Linked DNA regions of Homo sapiens: all the other regions are linked to region 1. A link is a loop called in an ENCODE intact Hi-C map of the cell type or tissue named here. Cell type or tissue: HCT116. All regions are shown on one strand. Links, peaks and the distances in the headings refer to the core of each region. The heading gives the core; the rest is flanking DNA.

Region 1 (10,090 bases), core at 807-8,806:
GCTCACTGCAACCTCCACCTCCCAGGTTCAAGCGATTCTCCTGCCTCAGCCTCCCAAGTAGCTGGGATTACAGGCACACGCCACCATTCCTGGCTAATTTTTGTATTTTTAATGGATATGGTTTTTATCATGTTGGCTAGGCTGGTCTTGAACTCCTGACCTCAAGTGATCTGCCTGGCTCGGCTTCCCAAAGTGCTGGGATTACAGGTGTGAGCCACAATGCCCAGCTGAAGCATAAGTCACCTACTTCCAGCAGGAATTTAACCAGTGACCTAAGGATTGCTTCAGTTTTTTAAAAAAAGTTTGAAAACGACTGATGTAATCCAACCCATCATAAATGAAAATGCAGCCCACAAAAATTCAGTGATTCACCCAAAGTCACACAGGAAGGGAACAGCAAAGCTGGAACTCCAAAGTGGGTGTCTGTTCTGACCAGGAGACCAAGATTCTTTCTATGTCACCTGCTGCCTCCCTGTTAAGTCACCTTCCACAGCATCTGAAAAATTCTTAGCATGTGCTGACTTGAGTCATAGAATATCTTTGGTTGTAGATATATTGTCCCCATGAATAGATTTATCTGATCATAGATGTTTGGATCTGCAGGGCGTGGGGACTAGATTTAGGATCAAGAGGATGGATTCCAAACTCAGGTTCTGGTGGATTTGGGGTGCCACTTAACCTGTGCACATCTCAGCTTTTTCATCTGAAAAATGGGATTCTAAATTCTCTTCCTGCTACCTTTCTTTCATTGTTCTGAGGATCGCTCAAACAAAAGACATGAAAGAGATGTGTAATTGTAATGTATTCATTTAGATCTTCATTTATTCCTTTAGTAGCAGAATATTGGTGCTCATGGCTTTATTTGGTTTAGAGAATCACTAGTTCTAACCTTCTCATCACAGGGTTTTTCTTCTGATTCCCGAGCTGGCAGGGAGAGGCTGTGCTAAGTGGCTGAAAGTTTGTCACTCTGTCCCACACCTGCCATGTGACTACATGATGCCATGTGACTACACCCAGGACAACTCCCTTCAGCTCTTGCTCATATTTCCAGATGCTCACTAGACCTAAATGCTCACTAGATCCAAATACCTGAGTATCTAAGAGGCATCTGTATTTATTCTCCCCCAAGCCTGGTTTGTCTTCCTCATCTTGGTATATGGCACCTCCAAAACCCTAGGTACCATCCTTATGTACTCCCATGTCCTCGATTCTCACCTCATTTACAAATGGAAATGGAAATTTTCTCTACAGCATCCATTCTGCCCTCTCCCACTACTCAGCAACTATGTCATTTGTGTAGGTCTGACTACACCCGTACCTTTATTGGTACAAGCAAATTAAAATAATTTCACCCTCTTACCTATGGTGATGGTTTCCAATAAATCCCATCTAAGCTAAGCTAATCAGTCCATTGGCAGCTGGGGATTAATGGGAGTATTAAGCCAACTATCATTTTAATTCTCCTGGAAACAGGGATTTGTTTAGAAGTGGTCGAATCAAGCCCCAACTCAAGATTTTTATTTTATGGTTATTGGGAATGATGCTTGCTTCCTCCTATATGTGAACAGAACTAACTCACAATCATGTACGTATATTGTTCTAGGAGCCATCTTGGAGTTATTAATAAAGTTAGCGTAAGAATAAATGGACACATAGAGAGTGGGAGAGAGAAAGGGCAGACCTGAGAATCACAGAAAAATAAACCTGGAGACCTGATCAAACCTTGCATGAAGCTTCCACTCTTCCACTTTTCATTTGTGGGAATCTGTAAGTTGCACTTATTTTTCAGACTGTTAATATTTACATTTTCTGTTACCTGAAATCAAAAGCACCCAAACTGATAAACTTACTTAAACCACTAGCAAGTCATGTAACATCTGTTTCTAAAACTGTGTAACAAATCTGTCCATATCTCACTGTTATCGTCACCACCACCTAGTTCAAGGCAGCAGCATCTTTGGTCTGGACTATTGTAACAATCCCTACTTCAATTTTCAGCCTCTACTGTTCAATGTAGCCCCCAAACAGCAGCCAGAGACATCAGTTAAAAATGGAAACCAGATCTGGTTACTTTCTTGATGAAAACCTTTCAAAGATTTTCATTTGCTCTTAAAATAAAACTCACTGTTCCCCTTCCCCATCCCAGCCAGCCCTACTGGATGGACATGTCCCCTGCGTCTCCCGTTGCTTCTCTTTGGGCTTTCTGCCCCAGCCTCATGCCTCTCCTCGAACAGCCACTCCCTTTCCCACTTGCTGTTCCCTCTGCCTGAAATATTTTCCTTTTGCCCTCACCTGACAGCCTTATTATTATCGTTTAAGTCACAGCTTGAATATCACCTCTTCAGAGAGGTCTTTCCCAACCACCTCTCCCAGCTTCCCTATCTGTTCCCTAGTTTATGTCCTCCAAAGTGCTTATCAAAATTTGTAACGATTTCTTTTATACATTTACTTGTTTATTGTCAGTACAATGTAAGCCCCTCATGAGGACCTTGTCTGTCTTGTTTAAACTTGACTTACAGTTAGGCTCAATAAATATTTGTTGAATTGTTGTTGAATGGTGAACACCCAACAGCTGTGCGGCAACAGGAAATGCCATAGGGAGGTGCACCAGAGCGCCACCCAGTGGCATCTTAGGCCTGGCATGGAGGTTTTCAGAGCTCAGTCCAATGACACAACTTGAAACATTGATCTGAATCATCTGGCAGGTGAGAGACAATGAACACCCAGTCAGAGGCTGGGAAGTGATGGAGGAGCAGCTAGGATCATAATCGGTTGCTTTGGCTGAACACACTGCAACTCAGTAACATCGGTTTACTTGGGAGTTTGTTAGAAATGCATCCTTGGTCCCTACCCAGGCCTACTGAACCAGAGTCTGCATTTAACAAGATCCCAGGTGATTTGTGTGCACCGAAGAGTTTGAGAAGTGCTGCTCTACAGCATCTTGGATGTGCATTGCCTGCACTGATATCCAAAAATCCCTGTGCCAGGAGGCACAAACCAAGCTTTCTCATTTACTGTATGACCTTCAGCAGTATTATTAACCTCTTATTCTTTAGTGCGCCCACTAAAAGCCCTGGCCCTATTATCTTGTGGATGATATCATGATAATAAAATAAAAAGCCTTGGGCTGAGGCTCTCCTGCTGGCCTATGGTCTTTGGAATTTGGGAGAATTAGTAAGAGAAAGATGAGAGCAAGCCATAGAACAAGAGCAAGTGAAGAAGAATGAACACCTAGAGAGAAATATATATTAATATAAAACAGCAAACAATGGCCTCAGAGATAACTCAGAGTAAATCTCAGTTAAATCACTCTTCATGAAACAGAACTGTTCATACCACTCCCCAAAAGTGGTGGTTCTCACTCATGGCTGCATATCAGAATCACCTGGGAGCTTAAAAAGCCCAAGCCAGCCAGCCCTTTAAACCTACCACATCAGAATCTCTGTGCCAGGGACCTAGACAGCTATAATCTGTAAGGCTCTCTGGGGCTTCTCAAGTTTTAAGGTGCACACAAACCAACTCTAGGGGTCGTTAAAATGAAGATTTGGATTAAGGAGTTCTGAGCTGGGCCCTGAGACTTGAGGGCCTGAGACATTTCTTTTTAAAAAATTTTTATTTTATGTATGTATGTATGTATGTATGTATGTATGTATGTATGTATGTGTGTATGTATGTATTTACAGAGACAAGGGCTCACTATGTTGCCCCGGCTGGTGTCCAGCTCTTGGACTCAAGTGATCCTTCCATCTCAGCCTCCCAAAGTGCTGGGATTACAGGCATGAGCCACCACGCCCAACCCTGAGACATTTCGAACAAGCTCCCAAATGAGGTTGGGGCTTCCAGTGCAGGGATAACACATTGAGTCACCAGGAACCAGGTGATTCAAATTTGCAAACGAAGTTGAGAACTGTGCTTGTGAGGATGTTGTGGGGATTAAATGAGGGAGTAGTTGGGACACTTGTGGTGTGTAATCGCCAGTCAATTATCACAATTCTCCTACACACCCTTTTCTTGAGTGACAGCAAAGAGTAGATGATGAAGTCCCTGATGGAACATATCTAATATCTATTGAGCACCTACCGGGTACCATGTGCTTTAAAGTATGCCACCCAAATGAGTCCATTCTTGTGGATGTGGAACAAACTCAGAGATAAAAAATTTGCTCGAACTTGCTTAGACATTTGTTAAAAAATACTATTCGATGACACTTGTGAAAGCATGGTAAAGACTTTATTCAGGACCATCGCTATAGGTGTAGGGACAGCTGCAATGGAATGTTGCAATGGGTGAGAGAGATGGACAAGTCGGAAACGATAGCCCAGGAGCAGGGTGTGGTTTGCTGGATGGAAAATTACTAAGATGAAACATCAAGAATAAAAGGGATTCTGGCTAAACCTATCGAACAAGATTCTTGCTGAAGACAGGCCAGGGTGATCAGAAATCACCTGGGGGATGGTGCAGGCTGAGGAACCTGATCAGATATCCAGGGCTGATGGTTCTTGCTAAACTAACTTAATAGGGTTCTTTGCTACAACTGGGTGTTACAAGGAAGTTCAGAGATGGGCCTAGAAGAAGGTTCAAGAGCCTGACTCGAGTTTGGTCAAGCAGAGAATCTTTGTCACATTGAATAAATGGTAAATCCTGGATTCATGCCCAGGGATTTCCAACACCCAAAGCTGAGCCCTTTCCAATCTGCCAAGCTGGCTGTGATCTAGAAGGCGAAGGCGGTGCATGTGTTGGACAGCTGCAGAGGGCAGGGCAGCTGAGCTGAGGATGCTGTGCAGGGGATAATGGAGGCCATTGTGAGAGCTGCCAGGTGGATGGAGGGAAGAGCAGGTGTGTGATGTTGGGGCCAAGGAGCAGCTTAAGAGAGGAGCAGCAAGTTACCTCAACCGAGAACAGAGGGAAGACTTAAGGATTATATCTCTGGCCTTCACCCAGTGCTTTCCCAGCCCTCGTTACCTTAGAAACATTGCCCACAATTGCCAAATGTCATTTATTGTGCCTCTGCCTGAGGAGTGGGGTGCTTCTCCGAACCCTCCTGCCCCACACCCCATAGTTTGCAGTGTTCTTCCACCTATGATCACAGCATGAGGGCTAATCACCACCACTTTTCAGATGAACAGTCCCAGGTTGGAGAAATCCAGGGACTGCCCTGACTTATCAGTCAGACAAAGACAAAACCCAGGCCCAGACCTCTTATCAAAATGCTGTGGTGTGCAGGGCTTTGGAGGCCTCCATTTGGCTAGACATTCAATGGCTGTTCTATAGACAGAGAAAAGGGACTGACTCCATGGGGCCATCAAAGACTCCTCTGGCCAACGTGCATGACACTGTGTTTCCTTTAAGAAAGAGAGAGATGTGGAATCATGTCATCATTTGAGGTAGAAACAGTTAAGTGTCAGGTTTCGTCTGTATCACGAGCAGGCAAAGGAAAACGTGTCGGAAATCCTGCAGGAATCAATAACCCACCCACGCGGCCTCAGCAGGAGACCCCCAGGCTCTGCGGAGAGGCACTACCATCAGGGCTGGCAGCTCAGGATGTACTGATCATTGAGAGGGCACTGCCACCTTGTGGTACCTGCTGAGCACTGCGCCACCCTCACATTCTGCCCAGTGCGAGTATTTATGCATGTCGGATCTCTGCTTTTCCCTTCTCTCTTCATTTACCTTAGATGACAGGACAGATAATAGTGATATTTACATACACAGGGAACACAAGAAGGGAGACAGTTGTGGTGGGAAGGAGAGTGAGCTTGTATTTGAGAGAATTGGACCAGGAGTATCTCTGACAGGGAGAACAGCAGAAATTCTATTAATTATGAGGCAAAAAGAAAGATATGAATAAATTAGGCCAACTTCTTTGCCAATGAATTTATTTATCTATATAGAAAATTTGTGGGATCCCTTTTCCCTTTAACAGGGAATATAGATACTGTATAGTTCAGGCAGTATCTAGTTGGTATCTACTTTCTTGCTAGACAATCAAATGCACAGCCCTTTCCCTCCCCAGGAAAATTGTGCCAGTGAAGGTCTCCGGAAGGGGCCAATCCTTTACCTTGGTTACAACTTTCTACTTTATTTGTGATGTCAAGTCCATTTGGCAATAGGCAGAGCCATCTTTCCCAGCAAGAGGATGAGGTGGGTGATAATATTCTACGGTACTTACATTTCTTTGTGAAAGAACTCAAATACATTCTAGAATCAATGGATCTTAGAGTGGGAGGGGATCTTAGAAGCCAAATTTTATAACTTTTAAATGGGATTTTTACAATCCCCGGGTTCTGCAGAAGTGGCACTGGGTGTTCCTGGGCTGGGGGCACCAGTTGGGCTGTTGGTCCCCTCCATTATCATCTGTTTCAATGATGAGCTTTGATGTAACACTGTATTAGTTTGTTAAAGCGGCTGTAACAAAATACATAGACTGGGTGGCTTAAGCAACAGAAATTTATTTTGCACATTTCTGGAGGCTGGAAGTCGGAGATCAAGTTGCCGGCAGTGTTGGTGTCTGGTAAGGGCTCTCTCCTTGGGCTGGGCCAACTTTTCACAGTGAGCTCACATGGTCTTTCCTGGACATATGCTTGGGGTGGGAGAAGAGGGAGCTCAGGCTCTCCGGTGTCTCTTCTCATAAGGACACAATCCTATGGGATCAGGGCTCCGCTCTTATGACCTCATTTAACTGTACTGGGTTTCAACATAGGTATTTCAGGGGACACAAACATTCAGTCCACCACAAACATCTAGTTTGGAGAAAAAAAATTCGATAGTGTTTGAGAATCTTCTGCCTGTGTCAGAGCCCTGGGGGACTGAGATGATAGAGGGGATGGGCCAGAGGGGGTCTTGACTCCCAAGGTTACCCAGCGAGGGGATGGCAAGGCCTGGTCACACTACAGGAGTGCATGTTATGGGGCCTTCCTCTGTGGATGCCAATTTAGGGAAAACTGTTCTTAGAAATCATGGTGGTTTTCTTACATAGGACTATGTGGTTTTAAAAAAATAGAGAAACAAAAGAAAAAAAATGGTGATTTCCAAGTCAAACAGAAAATTTTAAAAATCCAGAATGGGGCTAAAATTGGCTACACATTGAAATTCAGTGGGGGATAATTCTCTTGAAATACAATTAAATCAAGTACACAATGAAGCATAGAGTGCACGCTTAATTTATCTAGAGCCAGGGATAACTGTTTAGTTTTGTGATAAGGACTTGCAGAGATTCTGAAGGAAATTTCTGGGCTATCTTGATAACCTTATTATTATACCTGATTTCACTTACTTGGACATGGCTGTACCGTAATTTCTATCTTTGATTTCCTAGCTATTGTTAACACCTGTATTTTACTCACAAATGTAACGAAGAGACAAAGAGGCAGTGGACATTTTCTGGCAGTATCTGGAAAGGATCTTGGTACTGCGTCGTCGCATCGAGCACGTGTCTGACACACAGCAGCTGTTCAGTAGATACGTATTGGATGGATAGGTGAATATGTCAGAACTAAGTGACACAGACAGGGATTCAGGGGGTCAAATGGATGCTGGCTTACAAATGAGGAAGTGATTGCTGGAGGTGACATTTTCTGGTGCTTGATGCTTGCTGGTTCTGGACGTCCACCTCCTGGTGGCCTCTTCCAAGTCCAGTCTGTGTGTCTGCATATCAATGTGGTCTTTAGTGTAGAGTGTGGCTAGAGGCCAGGGCAGGAGAAGTTAGGCTGGTTCCCCGGGCCTCCAGTGAAGATGCCCTGAGCCCTCGAGCTCTGCAGATGAGGCTCTAGCACAGTCTCTGCTATTTTCACCCTTCTTTCTTCCTTCCTGACTTCTCCAGACTCAGTCTTCTCACCTTGCTCTTGTTCCCCTTTCCACAATGTGGCCCCAGTTCTCCAGGGCTGCACGGAACTTGGAGAGAGCACTGTGGTGCTAGTGATGACTAACATGGGCGGGGGGACCTTGTTGGTGTGTCCCCCTAAAATTCATTGTGTCTGCAGGGGGTGGCATTAAGGGGTCACAAGTGAATGGAGAAAAAAGACCAAGGGGTGCCCAGGAAAGGGTGAGCAGTTGCTCCAGAGGAGCCTAGGAGGGAGGCAGGAGAGGAAGGCTGGTGGGGAATGACGCTCAGCAAACTCAGACTGATGGGGCTTATCTATTCTTCCCCTCCGCTCTGTGGGACGGAGCTTGCTTTCTCCTGCCTCCACGGTCCTGGGTCAGCTGCGCCTTCATCATCAGACTTCCTCAGTCACCTTGCCCACCATCTCCATTTCCCTTCAGGGCCCCGGGTCTCACCAGATATACAGATATACATTCAGGGATGGGGACTCCTGCATTAGTGTCACAAACCCAGAGGCCCACAGGCTCTGCAGGGAACATACAACTACAGCCAGGGATAAAACACTTGAAGGAGGTAGAAGTAACATTACTCTTTACATGTTTTTGTGATTGCAAAAGTGGTACATATTCATTGTAGAAAATCAGCAGAGAGCTTGAGGACTGTGAATCCATCACCTTAGGGGTTGCGCAGAGCAAAGCGAGCCTGAGAAGGATTTAGGCCTTTGAGGGCTGTGGTCTAACTTCTGCCAGGCCAAGTGCCAGGGATGGGCGGACTCTGATTCCTATCCCAGCTCAGGGACTGTGCCAAGGGCCCACAGGGAGGTGGACTTCAGACAGGATTCAGCCACTTTCTTTGTCCTCTTCCCCCAGAGGCAGCTGAGCTGCTTAAAAGAAGGCAGGGGTGCAGGGGAGGTTGTGGGGTGAGTGGGAAGGAGGGCAGAGAAGAAGCCCTGCACGCAGTGTCACAGGGGACAAGATCCTAAAAGTGCTTGGGAACATGGGCAGAAGAGCCTGAAGGTGATGAGTCTCCCCAAGCCCACTCCATGAGTGGGAATTGGGGGGTGTGGGCCGACATGGGGCTTCTGAAGTGAGTAGCTTCAGGCGGGACTCTGGTCATTCCTCACCAGGTGCTGCTTCAGCCCTTCCCATCTCCTGCCAACCCAGGCCAGGGTGGCCATTCCCAAGCCCTCCTTTCACTCCTGCGGGAAGCCTTGGGGATGCAAGGCTTGAGCTTAAGCCATCCCTGAAAGCAGCCTAACCAAACCACCTTCCTCCCTGCCTCTCCTCTGAGCACAGATGAGGACGCTGATGTGTTCGGCCTCGTCTCTTTCTCTTGGGGACTCGGGATGGCTCTTGTCACAAACCCAGAGGCCCACAGGATCAACAGGGGACACAGGCACTGAGGTTGACACAAGAGCATGTGTCCTGGGCAAAGGGCCGAGCTGCCCTGAGCTCTACAAACTGTAACAATGTAGGAAGGCAGCCGGGTAAAGCCTCATCTTCTGACATCTGGATTTAAATAAACTGTCCTGATTTTTAAATGTTGGCAACAAACCTCAAAACATTTTAAAGTAATGTGCAGGCCTAGCCCCGTATTACCAGAGGCTGTCTTTGACTGGCATGTACTGGTGGCTGATACTCCATGAGCACTTACCATGACAGGGAATGTTCTGGTCCTTTCTGTGTAGTCAAGTTGCCACTTCCATCATCTCACCTCCCAACTTGGGAAACGATGCACAGGCAGAGGAAGTGACGGGCAGCAGATCACGATTTAATACATGGTGTTTGAATGCTGGCAGCCTGGCTTGAGGTCCCATAAGCAAACCCTGGGGCTTTTACCCCTTTCTATGTAAGACTGAGTCCCTGCAAGGCATGGCCAAGACTTAACGAACAGCTCTGTTTTAATGAGTATTTTCTATGTGCTTAGTGAGTACATGTTATCTTCAAGCCTCACAACAACCCTGTGATGTCCATGTTAACATCCTTATGTTAAGGGTTAGAGGATTTAGAAGGAGTGATGTTAGGACACCTTTTCAATAAATGGTGCTGGGAAAATTAAATTGCCATATGCAGAAGAATGAAACTGGACCCATATCTCTTACCATATATAAAAATCAACTCAAGGATAGACACGGTGGCTCATGCCTGTAATCCCAGCACTTTGGGGGCCAAGGTGGGTGGATCACCTGAGGTCAGGAATTTGAGGACAGCCTGTTCAACATGGTGAAACCCTGTCTCTACTAAACCCCAAAAAATTAGCCAGACATAGTAG
Region 2 (10,090 bases), core at 1,129-9,128, 450 kb before region 1:
TTTCTCTCCATTGATCTCAGATATAGAGGAGGAACAAAAGTGCTAAGATATTGATTTGTCTGTCATAATATGTGAAGGGCCCATTACCCTCCTCTTCAGTTCCACTTGCGGTAGAGCTCAGCTCCCCTTTGCCCTCCCTCAGTCACTTTGCCTTCCTCGGGAATGTGCATGTTTCATAAGACCTGGCCCATCCTCAGGACTTTAAACCAAGGCAAGATCAGGATTAGTGCCAGGGGCCACTAATGAAGGCATGATCCCCCACCCAGGAAGGTGTGGAGTCAGCCGGGGTTGGAGGTGACTCAGTGCCTCAGTCTGTTTGGGCTACTATAGCACAAATATCATAAACTGGATCACTTATAAAGCAACACAAATTTTTTCCTCACAGTTCTAGAGGCTGCGAAGTCCAGGATCAAAGTGCCAGCAGATTCAGCATCTAGCAAGAGCCTGCTTCCTGGTTTATTAACGGCATCTCATTGTGTTCTCAAATGGCAGAAGGGGCAAAGCAGCTGAGATCTCTTTTCTAGGGGCACTAATATTCTCTAGTGCTCTTTTATAAGGGCACTAATCCTATTGATAATGGCATTGCCCTTGTGACTAATTACTTCCCACATTGGTGACTAGGTTTCAACATATTAATTTTGAGGTGATACAAACATACAGAACATAGCACTCAGAAATCCAACCTGCCCCTTCTCTAGGGAACACCAGTCCTAAAATTTCACAATAGTGACTTTAGAAAGATTAATGCTGTTTCCACTGGCTCCCAACGTTTAACCTTGGATTCTCAAGAGTTTCTATAGGAATGCTTTGGCATTGATTGCCCCTAACCCAATTGACTGTACATTGCAGAGGAACCACCTCCTTGCTTTCTGGGGCATTCCCAGCCTAAGAGCCTCATTCAGGAATAGGAGGAAACAGTCCAGTATGCTCCACACTTCTGGGCATATTTTTTCAAAAATATTGGTTTTTTTTTATTGTCTCCCTTGTGGGCATCAGGGCCGGACATTAACATCCCCCATTGAGCCCCCAGTTAAGGCGGAATGGAGCATGAATGAAAGCTTGGGGGTGCTAAACATTCTGCTGAGTGCATCACTAACATTTTCACACTTACTCCTCACAATGACTCTGTGAGGCAGATTATCCCTAATTTATAAATGAACAAAGGCTTAGCATAATGATCGTAAATTCATTCATGAGTGACAGAGCAGCAATCCAAGCATGGGCACAACTAACCCGAAATCCATGCCTTTGCATTTATCAGCCAATAAGTATTTATATTTCTTTCTAAGGCCAGACATCGTTAGAATAATAATAAACCAGATGAACCTAGTGCCTGCACTGGCCTCAGGAAGTCCGCTGGAGAAGGTAGAAAAAAGAGGAAAGGCATAATTTTGATATGAGGACAGGTGGAGCCCAAGGAAGTTGGCTTTCAAGTTGGATTTTAAAACAAACTTTCGTTGAGGTATCATTCACATACCATAAGTTGCACATGTTCAAAATATAGTTTGATAAGTTTTGACAAGTGTTCACTCCCATGAAACCAACACCACATCACAATTATGAACATATTCAACATCTCAACATCCTCCAAAGTTTCTTCTTGCTCCTTTATAATTTATTCCTCCATCCCTTTCCTGGTCCCTGTCATTCCCAGCCTTCTGTCATAGTAGCTTAGTCTGCATTTTCTATAACTTTATCTAATTAGAATCACAGACTATGTACTCTCTTTTTGTCTGGCTTCCTTCACTCAACATAATTACTTTGCAATTCATCCATGCTGTCCCGTGGATCAGTAGTTTATTCATTGCTATTGCTAAGTAGTATTCCATTGTATGGGTGTACCCCATTTTGTTTACACACTTATCTATTGATGAATATTTGGATTGTTTCCAGTTTGGGGTTATTACAAATAAAGGTACTGTTGGACATTTATGTATGTTAGAGTGAGATGAACCCAGGAAGCTAGAGGTGAATTCTCCATTCTCAAGAACTGTGATCAGGAGGAGGCCTGGCCATTGTTTAATCACTTCCCCCAGGTCTCATCCTATACTATTTTCAGTTAACTCATATCTGCCTCTGAGCCAGAGCACCCAACATGTGTTGTTGTGAAGGCTCTGCCAGTTAACACAGCCACCAATTCCCATGGTGTGGTGGTTCATTTTATGTGTCAACTTGGCTGGACTAAGGAATTCCCAACAGCTGGTAAAACATTATTCCTGGGTGTGTCTATGAGGGTGTTTTTGGAAGAGATTAGCATTTGCATTGGTAGACTGAGAAGATCCACCCTCATTAATATGAATGAGCATCATCCATTCTGTCGAGAGTCTGAATAGAACAGAAAGGTAGAGGAATGTCAGCTTCAGTCTCTCTGCTTGAGCTGAGATATCCATCTTCTCTTGCCTGAAGACATGGGTGCTCCTTGTTCTCAAGCTTCAGATTTGGACTGAATTACACCAGCAGCTTTTCTGGGTCTGTGGTTTACAGACAGCAGATCATGGGATTTCTTAGTCTCCATAACCACAAGAGACAATTCCTGCAATAAACCTCCCCATATGTATATCTGTATATATCCTATTGGCTCTGTTTCTCTGGGGACCTCTGATGAATACATGTGGTGGTGCACATTTATGCATCATAGTTTCCTTTCTACCATCTCACGGATACTCATATGGACACCTCCCATCAAGAGCACGAATCCAAATCAAAGCAGAGTCAACATCCAGTCACTTCTGTGGGCAGGATCAGGGCAGTCAGAGGCCAAAGCCAAGCAAAATGTCAGTCCCAAGATGGGAGAGCTGGCTGTCGGTGTCAGGGGCTTCTCCAGTGGGCCTCAGCACTAAGTCTAATGGTTTTGATCAAGAGTGGAGTGTACACCCCAGATTCTGCTCCCGCCTGCCACATACATGTCCTGGGAATTCAGTGAGCAGGCACTGCAATAATCTTCAACAACAGAGACTTGCCAGAAAGCACAGAGGAAGTTCTCCACAGCCCCACTTCCCACCTAGATGTTCCATAACTGTCATCTGTCAAACTAGCTTCCTTGGAAGCCAGAACAAGTCTTCACATCCTCAAAGATAAGAATCTGAATTTAAAAAAAAAATTCTTTCTCATAGTTCACCTAGCATTCATTGTCCCCAAGAGAGCAGATTCGATCAGATCTGATGCCTACTACTCCACCAGAAGCATCAAAATTTCAGCTCACCCATCATTTTAGAGTTGGTAGGCCTGCCTTCTGCTCATCCCATACATGGCTTCTTTCATGTTCATTTTACATATCGTCAGTCCCTGGTTTGACAAGCTGATACAGTACAATGCCATTGATTTTAATAATAAATCATGCAAACAGCATATGAGAAAAGAGCTTGTTGAGAGCAATTCTGCAAAAGCTGGCTCTGTACTAGTCACGTAGGCATTTGAGTTTCATGGACTCTACTCTCTTTCTACACAACCCTCTCTGAATACGGTTGCTCCAAAGGTCTAAGGTTGAGCTGCAAGGAGTGGGCAAGTTAGTTCAGCTACCAGGAATGGAGAAATAGAGACATAGCTTCTCTCATGTTCTATGAGAGAACATGAGAACAACTTGAAAGGGAGCTGGTTTCACACTTAAATTTCAGCATGTATCTACACTTGACAGCAGTGTCATACACTCCTTCACATGTGGAAGAAACTGACTCAGTGCCACAGGGACTTCATTTTCAGACATGCCAAGTAGCAGGCATGTCTCAGTGAGAGGTAGAAAGAATTGCACAGGCGTTAGTGTTGCCTTTCTGGAATTTTATTGCTGCTACCCTTCATGCTAGCCATATAACTTTGGGCAAGATATATATCATCTCTGATTCTTCAGAAAGATAAAAACAACAGCATTTACTCAAAGACTCTGAAGATTACATGAGATAGCATGCAAAGTGCCTACTAAGGGGCCTGGCATCAGCAGGTGCTGGCTGCCTATGAATTTTCCTCCCCGCTACCATTCATCCTCTTCTCAGTTCTCATATATCTAAGCTGGAATCAGCCTAATGATATATTCCTATTGTCTTGACTATGAAAAGAAAAATGTTAAAAAAAAAAAAAGTAGGACATGCTGGGCACACTTGATGCTCTGCACCACACAGCTTGTTTACACACCCACAAGCCCAGCCGGGGTTGGGAAGAGCCGCTCAGGCCCCTCTTCCATTGGGCCTGGCACCATAGATTGCCCCAAGATGCATTACACCAACAAGCAGCCTGCTTAGGGAGGCAGAGCCATAAGATCAATGCTAGCAATGGGCAAGAATAATAGGCTTTCATCAACTCCTGATGACGCAGGGCTGAGAAGGACTCTGGAAATGCTGTACATCTATGTACAAGGGCAGGGAGGTCAAAGGTGACTCTGAACAGCTGACCTACCTTGATCATGCCAAACAGATTATAGGCAAAGTGAGAGGTTATTTTCCATGCTTGCTATGTTGACAATATCAAGGAATTCAGGAAGCACACAAAGAAGGGTGAGAGGTTATTTTCTATGCTTGCTCTGTTGACCATATCAAGGAATTCAGGAGGCACACGAAGAAAGGTGAGAGACACTTAGCAGTGAGAGGAGATCACCCTCAGTTTCCTTGCATTTTTCCCTCATTTCAGTTCTGCTGTCTTTCCCTAACCAGCCACTAACCTCCCTCTCTTTCCATTCACACTTATGTTTCTCTTAGCAGGGGTCAGCAAGCTATGGCCCATGGGCCAAATTCAGCCCACCACCTTATTTTGTAAATAAAGCTATGCCCATTCATTTCTCCATTATCTATGCCTACTTCTGGCTACAATGCTGGCGTTCAGTAGTGGCGACAGAGACCTTATGGCCTGCAAAGCCTTAAATATTTACTATATGGCCCATTATAGGGAAATGTTTGCTGATCCCTTCCCTTGGAAATAGACTACACAAGCTAAACTCAATCTGTGTCCCATACATTGTAGAACACTATAATCCTTGGAGTTGAATTAGTGTAATATTTAAAATAAAAAAAGAGACTCAAAGTTTAATAAGCTTAGGGCTCTCTGGATTATGCAGAGGCTTTTTCTGTAAAAATTCTTAGAAACTATATTATGCAGGCCGGGCGCGGTGGCTCACGCCTGTAATCCCAGCACTTTGGGAGGCCGAGGCGGGTGGATCATGAGGTCAGGAGATCGAGACCATCCTGGCTAACAAGGTGAAACCCCGTCTCTACTAAAAATACAAAAAATTAGCCGGGCGCGGTGGCGGGCGCCTGTAGTCCCAGCTACTCGGGAGGCTGAGGCAGGAGAATGGCGTGAACCCGGGAAGCGGAGCTTGCAGTGAGCCGAGATTGCGCCACTGCAGTCCGCAGTCCGGCCTGGGCGACAGAGCGAGACTCCGTCTCAAAAAAAAAAAAAAAAAAAAGAAACTATATTATGCTTACACACACTGTGAATCTCTAAAGGAAGGGGTGTTATGGCCTGCATGTAAAAGCTTCATTTTCAAAAGAAATGAGCCTGAGGCAGAAGATTTCTGCACTATTTAGGAAGACTTATGTGCCTTGTTAGGAAGTACAATCCCAAGGAGCATGACAGGGACAAGGCGGGGGAAGCAGAGAGGGAAAATGAGGCTGCACTGCCAAGTTGGCTGCCACTAGGGGGCAGATGCTGGCTCCTGTGTACACCACGTTGCAGGATTGTGTGTAATGCAGGAATCAGGGGGAAATGTATCCAACAACCTGTGGGAACCAGAGAAGAGACCCATGGTGACAGCAGGCAGCATCAGGTACAGGTGCATGCTTGAGGTGAGGTGCTGTTGGGTTGCACCTGCCTGCAGTCAAAACCCATGCAGAGCTTTTGGCCAGCGATGCAGCTCCAATAAGCAAGGGTAGGGAAGAAAACATCCAATGTTGTGCAAATGCGTTCTGATACCAAGAAACACAGAATGCTGGGCTTCCTAGAGCTACTGACTATAGAGTCATCTTTCCCATGAATAGACAACATGTCAAAGGGCACTTACAATCCGCACAATGGTCTAAGATTTACCAGGCTGCACTTCCCCACTTCCCCGTATAACCCACATCCTGAAACCTGCCCTTCTTTTTCTCATACCACCATTGACCCATCCCTAACCAGCCACTAACCTCCCTCTCTCTTTACAGTCACAGTTATGTTTCTCTTAGCAAGGGTCAGAAAATATAGCCCATGGGCCTAAGTTAGACCAGCACCCTTTTTCTCATACCATCACTGACCCATCCCAAAACCCCTCCAACCCTGTGACCTCTTCTCAACATCAACCTCCCGCCAGGAGAGCAACTGAGCACAATGGAAATAATACACAACTTGGGATCAGAAACCCATGTTTGAAAACTGGCTCTCCACTAACCAGCTGGGGAAGCGCCATCACATTACTCAATTTCTACCAACTTCAGTTTCTTCAACTCAAAAAGGGACTGACAGCACAGGATGATATGAGGAATTACGAAGTAACTCATGTAAAGGGTTACCCACAATAGTTACACATGACATTGTAGCTATTCTTTTTTTATTATTATTACTGCATCTTTTGACATTGTTGGCCTTGCATTTTCAAGAACTTCTCTCATCCCCCAGTTTCCCTGCTGTCCCTCAAATTCTTCCTTACCTCTTCTATTTTTCTAAGTCACATTCTGCTATGAGCTGAATTGGGTCCCCCCTCCCCTAATATGAGTTAGGGGAGGGGGTACACAATTCAAGTCCCAACCTCCAATGTGATTGTGTTTGAAGATAGCAACTTTATGGAGATAGTCAAGGTTAAATGAGGTAATAAGGGTGGGGCCCTGATCAGATGCGGTTAGTGTTCCTATGAGAAGAGACACCAGAGAGCTCTTTCTCTCCCACTTTCTCTTTCTTCCTGCTTCTCCCTCCATCTCCTTGTTTGCACACAACAAAAACAGGCCACATGATGATGCAATGAGAAGGTGGCCATCTGCAAGCCAAGAAAAGAGTCCTCAACAGAGCCTGACCCTGTGGACCTTGATTTTTGGACTTTCAGCCTCCAGAGCTGTGAAACAAGACACTCTTGTTGTTTATGCTGCTGTCCAGTATTTGGTATTTTGTTATGGCAGCCCAAGCAGAGTAATACACCTTCCCTCTCTCCTCTTCCTCTTTCTACTTTGAAATGGAGAAGTTCATCAAGGTACTAATGCCCTAGACTTCATTCCCAATCTCCCCTCCAATTCTAATCTCATTCCCGCCATTGACTTCACCTGTCACTCACAAATCCATATCTCCAACTCTGACCTCTCCTATGAACACCTGGAACCAAATTTTCAAAATCTCTGTTTGACATCACCACTTGAGTATCCCACAGGCACAGCAAACTCATAACATCTAAAACTGAACTCATCGTACTCTCCCTGAGAGCCCTTCAATACCTTTTTCTGTCTGTCAAAACCTTTGTACAACAAGAAAAGACATAAAGAGAAGTGGATAGTTGAATAGAAGGATGAAAAGATAAACAGGCATATAAAATTAAAGCCATCATTTGAGCACTTAACCTATGTGTCATATACTGTGCAAAAATATTTACATGCATCAGTTTGTTTTATTTGTATAATCTCTCCTGTTTTACAGATAAGGAAACTGAAGAAAGGGTATCTTAGTCCATTCTTGCACTGCTATAAAGAAATTCCTGAAACTGGGTAATTGATAAAGATAATAGTTTTAATTGGCTCATGGTTCCATAGGCTGTATGGGAAGCATGGCTGAGGATGCCTTAGGAAACTTATAATCACGGCAGAAGGGAAAGGGGAAGGAGGCACATCTTACACATAGCTGGAGCTGGAGGAAGAGAGCAAAGTGAGAGCAAAGCGAGAGGTGCTACAAACTTTTAAACTGCCAGATTTCATGAGAGCTCACTCACTATCACCAGAACAGCAAGGGAGAATCTGCCCCCATGATCCAATCACCTCCCACCAGGCCCCTCCTTCAACACTGGGGATTACAACTGGACATGACATACAAGCAAGGACACAGAGCAAAACCATATCAAAGGGTAAAGCAACTTTCCAAGAGTCACAGGGTCTGTAAGTGATGAAACTAAGTTTGCAAACCAGGCAATCAAACTCCAGAATGAGGCTTCAACCAGGTAACTAGCTTTTGCTCAGCCAACCTTCTCTCTTCTCTCAGGATAACCTCTTTGCCACCATGCCTATCTAGGCTCCTGATATGCAGAAAATAGCAACACATGTTCACTGTACTTCACTCCCTGCTCTCCCTCTTCTCCCTCTCTCCCACATCATCCCCCCTTTGCCAACACTATTTCTATAGCCTAGAACATTCGTACTTTCCCGTGAGAACTGATGCATGTGTCACAGTGTGTATGAAGCTTTGCCTCATCCCTACAGGCAAAATTCATCACTCTTTCCCTGTGCTTCTTCCAGCACATTTTATTTTCACTGCTATCAAAGAACCTATTTCTTAGTATGATACTGAGCTATGTGTTTGTCTTCCCTGCTGGATCACTAGCTTCTGGACAGCAGGACTTGACTAGTTCATCTCTGTGTGCTGCATGTGTTAAGAGAGCACCTGCCACTGAGTAGAAGGTCAGTAAGTGGCTGTAACTGAGGTTGAATTCAGCACAAAACCTGCCAAGACATTAGTTTTTTGGACGAGTGGGATGAGAAGAAGCCTGACAGCTGGCAAGGACCTATGCCTGTGTCCAGGAAACAAAGGGACCACACATGGGAAACCTCCACCAGAGGGAAAAATTGCAAACATGGGGTGCACTATATACTAAGTAATCTCACAGACTCATAAAATCAAACATGCCAGGGGCAGAAGGATGCCAGATGCACGGGCCAGCTTATTCCTTAAGGAAAAGAGGATACTGCCAATGAGGAAGCTAAAGCCACAGAGGTTAATATTCTTCACAAGATTTGGTAGCTCATTAATGTGTATGTGGAGATTGGGTGGTTGAGGAGTCATTTTCTGCTTAAGAAACATGAACACATCCCCAAAATGTCCAAATTACAGAGACACACGTGTGAATTCCTCAGAGACATAAGAATATGTATCAGGGCCGGGCGCGGTGGCTCACGCCTGTAATCCCAGCACTTTGGGAGGCCAAGGCAGGCGGATCATGAGGTCAGGAGATCGAGATCATCCTGGCTAACACGGTGAAACTCTGTCTCTATTAAAAATACAAAAAAATTAGCTGGGCGTGGCGGCGGGCGCCCGTAGTCCCAGCTACTCGGGACGCTGAGGCAGGAGAATGGCGTGAACCGGAGAGGCGGAGCTTGCAGTGAGCCAAGATCGCGCCACAGCACTCCAGCCTGGGTGACAGAGCAAGATTCCGTCTCAAAAAAAAAGAAGAAGAATATGTATCAGAGCATATGAAACAGAATAAGTTGTATCCACAAATTTAAGAGTGCAAGAAACATTCATTTCTCCATAACCTGTGATTCAAATTAAATCTGTCTTCACACCAGGGTGGTGGAAACTTCCATCCCAAGATTTTAAGGTAAAGATGGCAGATTGAGCACATGCATCTAAAGCACCCTCTCTCGTAATCCCACTGAAACTACAGCAAGGAGATTTTGTTTAAAAAGAATAAACTCAAAAGGCAGGGAGACGAAGAGAGAAGACAACATCCCCCTGATATTGGAGGCTGGAAAGCAGATGGGTGAATGGTAACTGACTTGGCAGTTCTAAGCCAACAGTAGGGAGAGCCAAGAAACAATCCAAAGAAGAATGCAGAATCCTCAAAAGGCTTCAGAGTTGGCAGCACCAGGTGTCACCTCTGGAAGTGGGGTAGAATGGAGGAGGTAGCTAAGAAAAGGAGGATCATTTGAAAGCTGTGTAACTGTCAGATCTGGAGCTGACTGTGTGGTATTGTCAAGATGATACAATAAGGAGCCCAATTCCAGCTGGCCATTTACTGGCTAAGTAGTGTTGGGCAAGTTACTTTACCACTCTGTGCTTTAGTTCTTGTATCTGAGAAATGGGATTTTAACATTTCTCTCTTTGTAAGTTAAGATTTGTTAAGAATGTATACTCATGCCTGGTACCTAATAAATTCTTAAAAAAAAAAAAAAAATAGATCCCCACTCCCAATTACAAACCATTGGGAAATTGCTTCTTCCCT
Region 3 (10,090 bases), core at 917-8,916, 350 kb before region 1:
TCTCATGGTAGAAAGGATAGAAGGGCAAAAGGGGCTAAATGCAGTGTGAATCTCTTTTACTGACATTTTAATTCCATTCTTGAGGGCTCCACACTGACGATTTAATCATTTCCTGAAGGCCCCACCTCTTAATACTATCAGGTTGGCAATTATGTTTCAACAAGTGAATTTGGCAGACAAACTCAGACCACAGCATTCTTCTCCTGGCCCCCAAAATTCATGTCCTTCTCACATGCAAAGCACCTTTATTCCATCTCTTATCCCCTCAAAGTCTTAACTCATTCCAGCACCAAATCAGAGTCTAAGGACCATAGTTTCATCTAAATAAATATAGGTGATACTCAAGTGATGGATCATCCTGAGGCAAATTCCCCCTCCAACTGGGAGCCTGTGAAATCAAACAAGTTATATGCTTCCAAAACACAATGGCAAGTCAGGCATAAGATAGGCATTCCCTTTCCAAAAGGAAGACATAGGAAAGAAGGAAGGGGTAACCGGTTGCAAGTCTAAAACTCAACAAGGCAAACAATATTAAATCTTGAGGCTTGAGAACAGTCTCATTAGACTCCATGTCCTGTCTTCTGGACACACTGGGGCAGGGGCTCAGCCCCCAAAGTTTCAGGGAGCCCTACCCTCATGGCTTTGCTAGGTGTCACCTATACAGCAGCTCTCAGAGTTTGGGCCAGGTGCCTGCAGCTCTCCCAGGGTGGTGTTGCACACTGGCGGCTCTTTGTAAGTCTTTGTAGAACCCACTGTAGCAGTGACTCCAATCCCACAGCTCCACTAAGCATTGTCCTAGCTCTCTGTGGTGGCTCTGCTCTGTAGCAGTTCACTGCCAGGGCTCTGAGGCTCTCCAAGGCATCTTTTGAAATCTAGATAGAGGCAGCCATGCTCTCACAGCTCTTATTTTCTGTACATATGCACATGTATGTCACCAAGGCTTACTGTCTTGTGCCCTCTGGAACAGTGGCTCAAGCCCCACATGGGCCTACTTGAGCCACTGTTGGGGTGGCCAAGAAGCACTGCATTCAAATACAAGTAGCAGAGACTTGAGGCAGCCCTGGGCAGTGAGCCCTGAAGCCTCACACCTCTGGACCCCTCTCTTGAAACTATTCTGCCCTCAAGGCCCTGGTACTCCAGGCCTGTGATGGAAGTGGCAGCCTGGAAGAGCTCTGAAACGTATTTTGGATCACTCTTCCATTGTCTTGATGAATAGCATCTGGCTTTCTTCTATCCATGCTAATGACTTTATCAAACATTCACTTGGCCACACCCTTGGTATTCTTTCCTGAACAATCTTTTAAATCATTAGGTTGGTGCAAAAGTAATTGCAGTTTTGCCATTATAAAACCAGGCTAAGAATACCAAATCTTTAAGTTCTCTTTCCCTTTTGATGATTATAAATTTTTCCTTTAATTCATTTTTCTTTTATTTTTCCTTTTACATAGCCAGGCTGAGAATTTTCCAAATCTTTAAGTTCTCCTTCCCTTTTGACTATAAATTCTTCGTTTAATTCATTTTTCTTTTCTCAGATTTTACTATAAGCAGTCAAGAGAAGCCATGCTGCACCTTCAACACTTTGCTTAGAGATTTCTTCCACCAAATAACCTATTTTATTGCTCTTAAATTTTGTCTTCCACAAGGTACTAGTACATGGACACAAGTTAGCTAAGTTATTTGCCACTTTTTAACAAGGATAGCCTTTCCTCCAGTTTTCAGCAAGGCATTCCTCACTTTCATCTAAGACCTCATTAGAATGGCCTTTACTGTGCATATTTCTACCAGCATCTGGATCACAACAACTCAGATAGTTTCTAAGAAGACAAGGCTCTCTCTGTGGCTCTTTTCATCTCCCAAGCCCTCACCAGAAGCACCCTTGACGCTTCATCCACAGCAAATCTAGACTTTTATTAGCATGCACCTCTAAACTCTTCCAGCCTCTAACCAGTTTCAAACCTGCATCTACATTTTCAGGTCAGCTATTTGTTATAGCAATGTCATGCTTCCTGGTACCAATTTCTGAGTTCATTTATGCTGCTATTTTTTTCCACAGAGGTAATATGGTTATATTACTCAGCATAGCAGAGTAGTCAAGTGCACAGCCTCTGGAGATGTACTCCCCAGGTTCAAATCCTGGCTCTGCTGCTTGCTAGCTGTGTACCTTGAGCAACTTTCTCTGAGCCACATTTTTCCCTGCTGTAAAATGGGAGTAACAATCATTGTAAATCTGTCCTTATAGGCTGCTAAAAGAATCAAATGGATTAAAATATAACTAAAGTGCTTAGAAGAATAACTGGCATGTAAGCAAGTGACATATGAGTACTACCATGGTACTGATGTATTTATTCCAGCCTCACAAGCTTGTTAGAGTCACCTCTTCCCCAAGTCAGCTACAGCTGTGCAGATGAGACCTGGGACACTGGGAATCTAACTATGTGAATAGGAATTATTATAGCAGCAGCAGAAATAAGTCCATATGTTCATATTTCAAATATATTGTAAACAACTGGGGAACTTGAGTGCTTAACACAGTACCTGGAAAGTAAGCACTCCTTCCCTCTGCCATATCTTTTCTACCCATTCCCAATCCCAACTTTAACCTTATAGTCAAGTTACATTTTGGATGCTTTCAATGTTTTTGTATAACATTGAATCAAAGGGAAGGGTCTGTTTCAGATCATTATTCATCTTTTCATTACTGTCATATATTTTATTGATTTTTCATTGAAATGTTTTTTCAACATTTTAAAATGAGGCTTTGGCTTCAGCAGATCCCAGATCCTGACATCTGGTGAATTACAAACAATTGTGTAGGTTTGTTTTTAATTTTAATTTCAAAAAATCAATAAGTCATTGTGATGTCTTTAGAAGATATTAAATAATACAATCAATTTGGAATTTATTATAAAGATGCTCTTTTCAACAGTGTCTATGCAAAATCAGAATATTTGTGAAGCCTTAAGGTGCTTGGCTTTCTGGAATGGCATTAAGATCCAGAATAGAATGACTATAATCCCAGCACTTTGGGAGGCCGAGGAGGGCAGATCACCTGAGGTCAGGAGTCTGAGACCTGCCTGAGCAACATGGAGAAACCCCATCTCTACTAATAATACAAAAATTAGCCGGGCGTGGTGGTGCATGCCTGTAATCCTGGCTACTCAGGAGGCTGAGGCACGAGAATCATTTGAACCCGGGAGGCAGAGGTTGCGGTGAGCCAAGATCGCACCATTGCACTCCAGCCTGGGCAACAAGAGTGAAACTCCATCTCAAAAAAAAAAAAAAAAAAAGATCCAGAATAGAATCAAGAGGGCCTACGGAGAGCATCCAGGACAGAAAAAGTTTTGCTAAGAACAAGTTCAAGGAAAATTAACATATTTACTGGAAATTACTTTTTTCCATTCAAAATTTTTTTTAAAAATTGCTTTTAAAGTAATCCGAATTTCATCTGCTACTGAATGAATAGCAGAACATCCATGAGAACACTGATGCTGGTTTTGGCCACTAACAGATTTGCAACTAGGTCATGTGCGAAGATACAGGGTGAAGACGGCTTTGTAACCATTCACCTGGAAATAGATTAGAGGCCACATGCAGAAGCCACAGCCTTGGGGATCAGGTAGCTCACTGCTAATCCAGGTAGCCCATCTAGGGGAAAATGCGGCTTGGAGACTTGGAGAATCATGTGCCTTTCCTGAGTTTTTAATCCTTCATGGGGCAGAGTCAGGACAGACCCAGCCCTTCTGATTTCCTGCTCAACACCCTTCTGACATTCCAAGCTAGAAGTGAGAACTCAGAAATTCTGTCATTCTGTCATCCACCACCAGTAGGGGTGCTGCTCCTGGCGGTGCCCTTGGACTTGCTGACTGGAGGTCAGAGCTGAGAATGGCAGTCCCCCAGTTCCCCCAAGAAAGACACGTTGCCTCTGTACCTTGACAAGACCCATGATCAGCAACGAATTCACTGGCCACCTACTCTGTTGGCTGTTGGATTTGAAGACAGGGCAAAAGATAACACACAGACACACATATTTTGTTTAAATTGGGCTTTGCCCAACTCACAGAATTACCTAGGCAAGGCATAAGAGCCACAGCCCTGGCTGTTCCTCTGTGGCTGAGACAACACTGACATCTTGTGGTCTTGAATTCAGCCAGCCCTAAGCGTCACAGGCCAGAGTCTACCCAGCCCTGCCAGGAGGAGCTTTTCCCAGCCCTACAAATGGGAATGGATCCATTCTGTGTGGACTCTGCCTGCAGGGGGCTCATGGTTTAGCAGGACACCCAAGTAACCAACCATGTGCACACACTGGGTGACACAGACAGCGCCTGGCATCTGACCAGCCGCACACACACACTCAACCCAGACAGCAAATACTCAGCGTGCAACACTGCGGGCAGCTCCAGAACTGGCGTTAAATAAGAAGCATGCAGACAATTACAATACAGTGAGAAAGGTGCCGATTAAGGTATGAATAACAGCTGTGGGAACACACAAGCAGAGTGGACAGACAGCCAGAGGATACGGTAAGCCTTCAGAAATGACATAAGATCAGGAACACAAAAGATACTGTGGAGTAATCAAGGAAGCAAGGTGCGGAATGATTAAGTCAGAATTTCCCAGCGTCACAGAATAGATTCAGTTTAGAGGTGGAGTGCTAAGCCCCGGGAGATGGCTTCTACAGCATGAGAGGGGATCGACAGGGTTCATTTGGGGAGAAGCAAGAGTGCGAGTGAGAGACACAGAGAGGGAAAGCGTAAAAGACAAGTCTGTAAAGATAGACAGCCTTGAATGCTAGAATAAAGCGTTCACGTTATTCAATTGCTGAAAGTCACGTTATAACGCTGTATTTAAGAAGAAATGATCTGGCAAAGATAAAGCATGAACTATAAGCACAAGACAAAGACTGGAAAGATGCTCCCCCTCGTGTCAGCAGGGGCTGTCCCTAGGAAAGAGGACTATAATGCTTATTCCTGTCATTTTTCTTTTTTTTTCTATTGTTACATATTTTAATACTTTGGTAATGAAAGAAATGACGATCAAGCTATTGCCATATGAAGCAGATGGATGATAAGAGTGGGAGCCTGGCCACTCGCATAGTCATGGTCAGTTTCCTTCAGGAGGAAGCTCCTTCCCAAAAGCAGACAGGACAACAGGGCTATGTGAGACTCCGGATCAGAATCTCAGCATCTGTCTAACTGGGAGGACCCTTAGGTATCTACTCAACCCCCTGCTGCAGACAAGGGCTGGGGCTCTTGGAGAGGAAGTGGCTCCCCCCGGGACACACAGCCCTTCCTAGACCTCAGGATTCAGGCTCAGCTCCTGATTCCCTCTCAGGGCCCCCTCCTCTTCCCTTCCCACCGCTGCTCACCTCCTCTCATTATCTGTATAGCCAGAAGCCACCACAGCATGGCCAGGACCCAGAGCTTCACGAGGGCCCTCAGGTAGCAGCCAAGCCAGGGCTGCAGCAGCACGTCTGCCTTTCCACAGGTCAAGGCTAAGACATACTGTAAAGCTCCACCTGAAAAAGAAAGCAATGAAATACCAGGACCTGGCAGGGCACGGTGGCTTACACCTGTAATCCCAGCACTTTGGGAGGCCGAGGTGGATGGATCACCTGAGGTCGGGAGTTCGAGACCAGCCTGACCAACATGGAGAAACCCCGTCTCTACTAAAAACACAAAATTAGCCAGGTGTGGTGGCGCAAGCCTGTAATTCCGGCTACTTGGGAGGCTGAGGCAGGAGAATCGCTTGAACCTGGGAGGCAGAGGTTGTGGTGAGCCGAGATTGCGCCATTGCACTCCAGCCTGGGCAATAAGAGTGAAATTCTGTCTCAAAAAAAAAAAAAAAAATACCAGGACTTATTTTTTAAAAATGTAAGGACCGGGCACAGTGACTCACACCTGTAATACCAGCACTCTGGGAGGCCAAGGCAGGTGGGTCACCTGAGGTCAGGAATTCAAGACCAGCCTGGCCAACATGGTGAAACCCCCGTCTCTAATAAAAATACAAAAAATTATCTGGGCATGGTGGTGGGCACCTGTAATCCCAGCTACTCAGGAGGCTGAGGCAGGAGAATCGCTTGAACCCAGGAAGTGTAGGTTGTGGTGAAACGAGATCTCACCATTGCACTCCAGCCTAAGCAACAAGAGTAAAACTCCATCTCAAAAAAAAAAAAATTAAATTCTTGAGTACACATGCAGGATGTGCAGGTTTGTTACATAGGTAAATGCGTGTCATGGTGGTTTGCTGCACCTATCAACCCATCACCTAGGTATTAAGCCCAGCATGCATTAGCTATTTTTCCTAATGCTCTCCCTCCCCACACCCCACCTGCCGACAGGCCCCAGCATGTGTTGTTCCCGTCCTTGTGTCCATGTGTTCTCATTGTTCAGCTCCCACTTATAAGTGAGAACTTCCAAATACCAGAACTTTTATGTTATTTCAGCCAGTGGTTCTCAAAGTGTGTTTCAGAAACCCATGGAAGTACCCATGACCCTTCCATGGAGTCTGTAAACGCAAACTATTTGCATAAAAATACTAAGTACAATCTAGCTTCTTCATTCTCATTCTTGCATAAGCCTAGAGAGGGGTTTCCAGAGGCAACTTGCATGGAATATCACAACAGATTGAATGCAAACAGATTGACAGCGGCACCTGAAATAATTGTTGGAGGATGAAAAGGTAGGCTCAAACTTTATTGAATCTATTCAATTGAATGCAAAGATGGAAATGAAAACCTGTCTTCTGTTAAGCCAGACATTTGTAAAAGTTGAAAAAAATATAAAACAATGCTATTCTTCTCAATAATCTTTTGAAGTAGAATATAGTTATTTGAAATATTATCGTATGTACAAGTATTATGCTATTTTATTTTTTAATTCATAAATATATTTGAAAAATTTCAGTTCTAGTTTATAATATGGTAAATATTGATAGATACAACCCACATAAATAAAAACTCTTTGGAGCTCCAAAAATTTTTTTAAGTGCCAAGAGACCAAAACTTTTAAGAACCACTAATTCTACTTTCTAGCCTATCACCCTACCTCCTTCCCATTCCCTGCCGTTGTCTGAACCTGCCAGATCCCCCACCTTCAAGGGGCAGATCTCCTTTCTTACCATCTTACTCTCACAGGACACCTGGCATGATATTTCCTACTTATGGGTCCATATATCTATCTTTCTTTCCTCCTTCCTCTCTCCTGTCCTCTTTCCCTACTTCCCCAGGCTGTGTCCTTGGTCCCAGGCATGCCTGAGCTGGCAGAATCCTGGGCACAAAACATTTCTTCCCTCTCTTCTGCTTTCCTTCCACCTGTCGAGCCTTGAATCTGGCTCCTATAAGACACCTGTCTTTCTTCTAAGGGCTACTAAAACAGCACTTCTCCCCAGAAATTGGCCCCCAAACCTCTTTAAAAGGATCACAGACCGAGGAACCTGATGGAATGGAATTTGCCCCTGCCCTTTCAGCATTCAGTAATCATTTCAGGAGCCCTAATTCTGTGTCAGATGCTGGGGATCCAAAGATGAGTAAGAGATATCCCTTCAATCTGCTCACAGGTTCCTAGGGAAATGAAGAAGGAACCAATAGTTCTGTCTAGGGAAGGCAGGAGATGCTTCACAGAAGACATGACACTTGTGGATCAGACAAGATGGAGAGGAGTTTTCTGATGAAGAACTGAAGATAATTTTCCTAGTGAGGAAAGAATGCTTTCAAAGGCACACAGAGGCGAAATTTCATGTCATATCTAGGGAACTGACTAGATCAATGAGGGCGTGGGCACATATATGCATGTGTGTGCATGCACATATGTAAGTTTGCATGTGATGTACACACATGTGCACATTTGTGTGAGCCTATGAATGCATGTTTGCACCTATGCATGTGTGTGCTTGTGTATGTGCCTGTGTGCATGCATGCCTGTGTATGCATTTGTTGAGGGCATAAATGTGTCTGTGTGCCTGCATGTAACTTTGCATGTGTGTGTGCATGCATGCGTGTAACTCTGCATGTGGGTGTGTACATGTTTGCATGTGTGTGAGCGTGAGCCTAGGAATGCATGCTGCGTCTGTGCATGTGTGTGCCTGTGCATGCACCTGTGTGTATGTATGCCTGTGTATGGATGTGTATGTGTGTTTGCATGCCTAGGTATGCATACATTGAGTGCATATGTGCCTGTGTGCATAAGTGTGTGAAAGCTTAGTGCTGACAGACTGCGAATGCATCTTGAGCAGAGAGAGGAGGAAATGGGAGGAAAGGGAATTCTCCTAGACATGTTACATATGTAGTCTTACTTTGTCCTCACAACAACCTTACTACGTGGGTGGCATTGTACCCATTCTATAATAAGGATAAGTGAATTGCTCAAGGACCTAACAGTTATAGGTGATGAAGCTATAATTCAGGCCACACCTCTAACTAGTCCCCACCCACAGGGACCTGAGATTGGGGTACTTTGAAGTCTGGAAGCCCAGCTCTTTCCATGTGTCCCCCTCTCAGGTGGAATCTGGCTGAATTCCTGAATGCCTGACATTTCACTGGGAGAACTCCAGTGGATGGTGTGTTCATTTTCCAGATAATCCCTCTAGTGTGTGCCAGGGCAACCCAGCTCCTCTGCCACCAGGCAGAAGCTAGTACATTTTTCAAAGCTTTTTCTGCAATTCAGAGAGCCAACAGCAAAACACAAAACCATAATTTCAGTCTTTGAAAATGGCCAGTTGGAAAATGAAATGGGAGGTCATGGGTTTGAGGAAATTGGGAAAAACCATCAAATGCTCTCCCTGCTCAACAAAGCAGCTGAGAGCTTGAGTTAGCTCTGCAGAGAAATGACCAGACGAGGTCAGGTACTGCCAAGCTCACTGACTTGGCCTTTCCTGGCCTTCCTCCTCTGTTAAATTTGGTCCATGAAACAGCAGTGATTCCAAACAAGCTTGTTCATGCATCATTTCAGCTAAGTCAAAAAGGAGCACTCCTCATTCTAACAGATATTAGGACCTATTTTCTGTGCTAAACACTGTTCTGAGGCCTTTCTATATTCTCTCACATAAGTTACATCTGTTTTCCAGGGCTTACACCATATTTTCTATATTCTATTTATATAGGATGAAATTATACCATACAGCACATATTACATATTTAGTGTATTTTTAGTTATATATTTAAACACTTCCATGTTGCCTATGATATACTTTATGTTTTTAGCACAATCCTTTGAGTCAATTATTTATCACCCCATTTTTTAGACTAAAAAACTGAAGCCCAGCAGGCTAGAATAACTTGCTTTAAGTCCTGCAACCAGTAAAACTGACAAACAGAATGCAAACCTACATCCTCCTGTAACCCAGATTTGTACCTTTTCTTCTGTGTCAGCTCTTTCATCTGGTTTCATTCTTAGTCACAGTCAGGGCATAACCAGATGCTGTGGGATCCTGGGCCACCTCCGGGCACCCTCCTGAATCAGCGTGGTCCTGACCACCACCACCCTTTCTTCATGTCCCAAGGGTGGTTGCGTTGCTGTGAACATACTTAAAATCCCGGCCTAAAACTGTTCAGCAAATTGTGACTTGCTCAGAAATAGAATATTACAAAACCCTTAAAAATTATATTTCATGGCCACAGAAATAAATGCTTATATGTAAAACAAACAACAATAACAAAGGACACAATGTGGTCATCATAACATGAGATCAACATTGTGAAGAAATTCACAGAAAAAAGCCAGAAAGGAAAATCCAATTGCTTAATTAGGGGTTATTCCTGGATGAGGGGCTGATGGGTGCCTTTTCTTCTTCTTTTGACTTTTCAGTATTTCACAACTTTTCCACGATAGACATGCATCGCTTTACAATGAGGGGCAAAAATATTTAAAACCTGAGCGTGGCTTGAAAACTGCTCACACTGCCCAGTTTCATGCACACTTCAAAGGGCATGGGGCTGGAGCAAGTCTCCCTTCCACAGAGCTGGCTGGAGCCTCACAGCAAGAGGGAGTGCACCTGGGGAAAACTCCTCCTCCCGGCGTGGGCAGCCGGGTTTGTTGTGTCTGCCCTCCAGTTCTCCATTCTCACGTCGCCTGAATTTCCCTGGAGAAGGCACAGG

The links. Hi-C counts contacts between places; a loop is a spot of excess contacts. Peaks named below come from ENCODE experiments on the same cell type or tissue, not always from the same donor. Only the 100,000 strongest peaks of a DNase experiment are listed, where the experiment ranks them.
Region 2: it touches region 1 in a loop (3-fold over the local background); 5 of 110 quality-filtered maps call a loop at or near these places.
Region 3: a loop joins it to region 1, with 9 times the contacts of the local background. A loop is called at or near these places in 3 of 110 quality-filtered maps.

Annotation. Positions count from the first base shown.
Region 1 is chr10:84,260,253-84,270,342 of GRCh38, reverse strand. No RefSeq gene overlaps it. Among named protein-coding and RNA genes, the nearest start is that of LINC00858, 15 kb to the left of the region's middle. RefSeq lists an enhancer at 1-1,127 and a silencer at 5,493-5,642. In HCT116, for the core only: CTCF peaks have their summits at 2,614 (motif pointing left) and 5,571 (motif pointing left); DNase peaks (open chromatin) are centred at 2,602 and 5,592.
Region 2 is chr10:84,711,588-84,721,677 of GRCh38, reverse strand. No RefSeq gene overlaps it. Among named protein-coding and RNA genes, the nearest start is that of CCSER2, 390 kb to the right of the region's middle. In HCT116, for the core only: a CTCF peak has its summit at 5,622 (motif pointing right); a DNase peak (open chromatin) is centred at 5,627; H3K27me3 peaks cover 1,991 bases.
Region 3 is chr10:84,607,631-84,617,720 of GRCh38, reverse strand. No RefSeq gene overlaps it. Among named protein-coding and RNA genes, the nearest start is that of CCSER2, 280 kb to the right of the region's middle. In HCT116, for the core only: CTCF peaks have their summits at 3,881 and 4,134 (motif pointing left); DNase peaks (open chromatin) are centred at 3,850 and 4,160; H3K27me3 peaks cover 1,342 bases.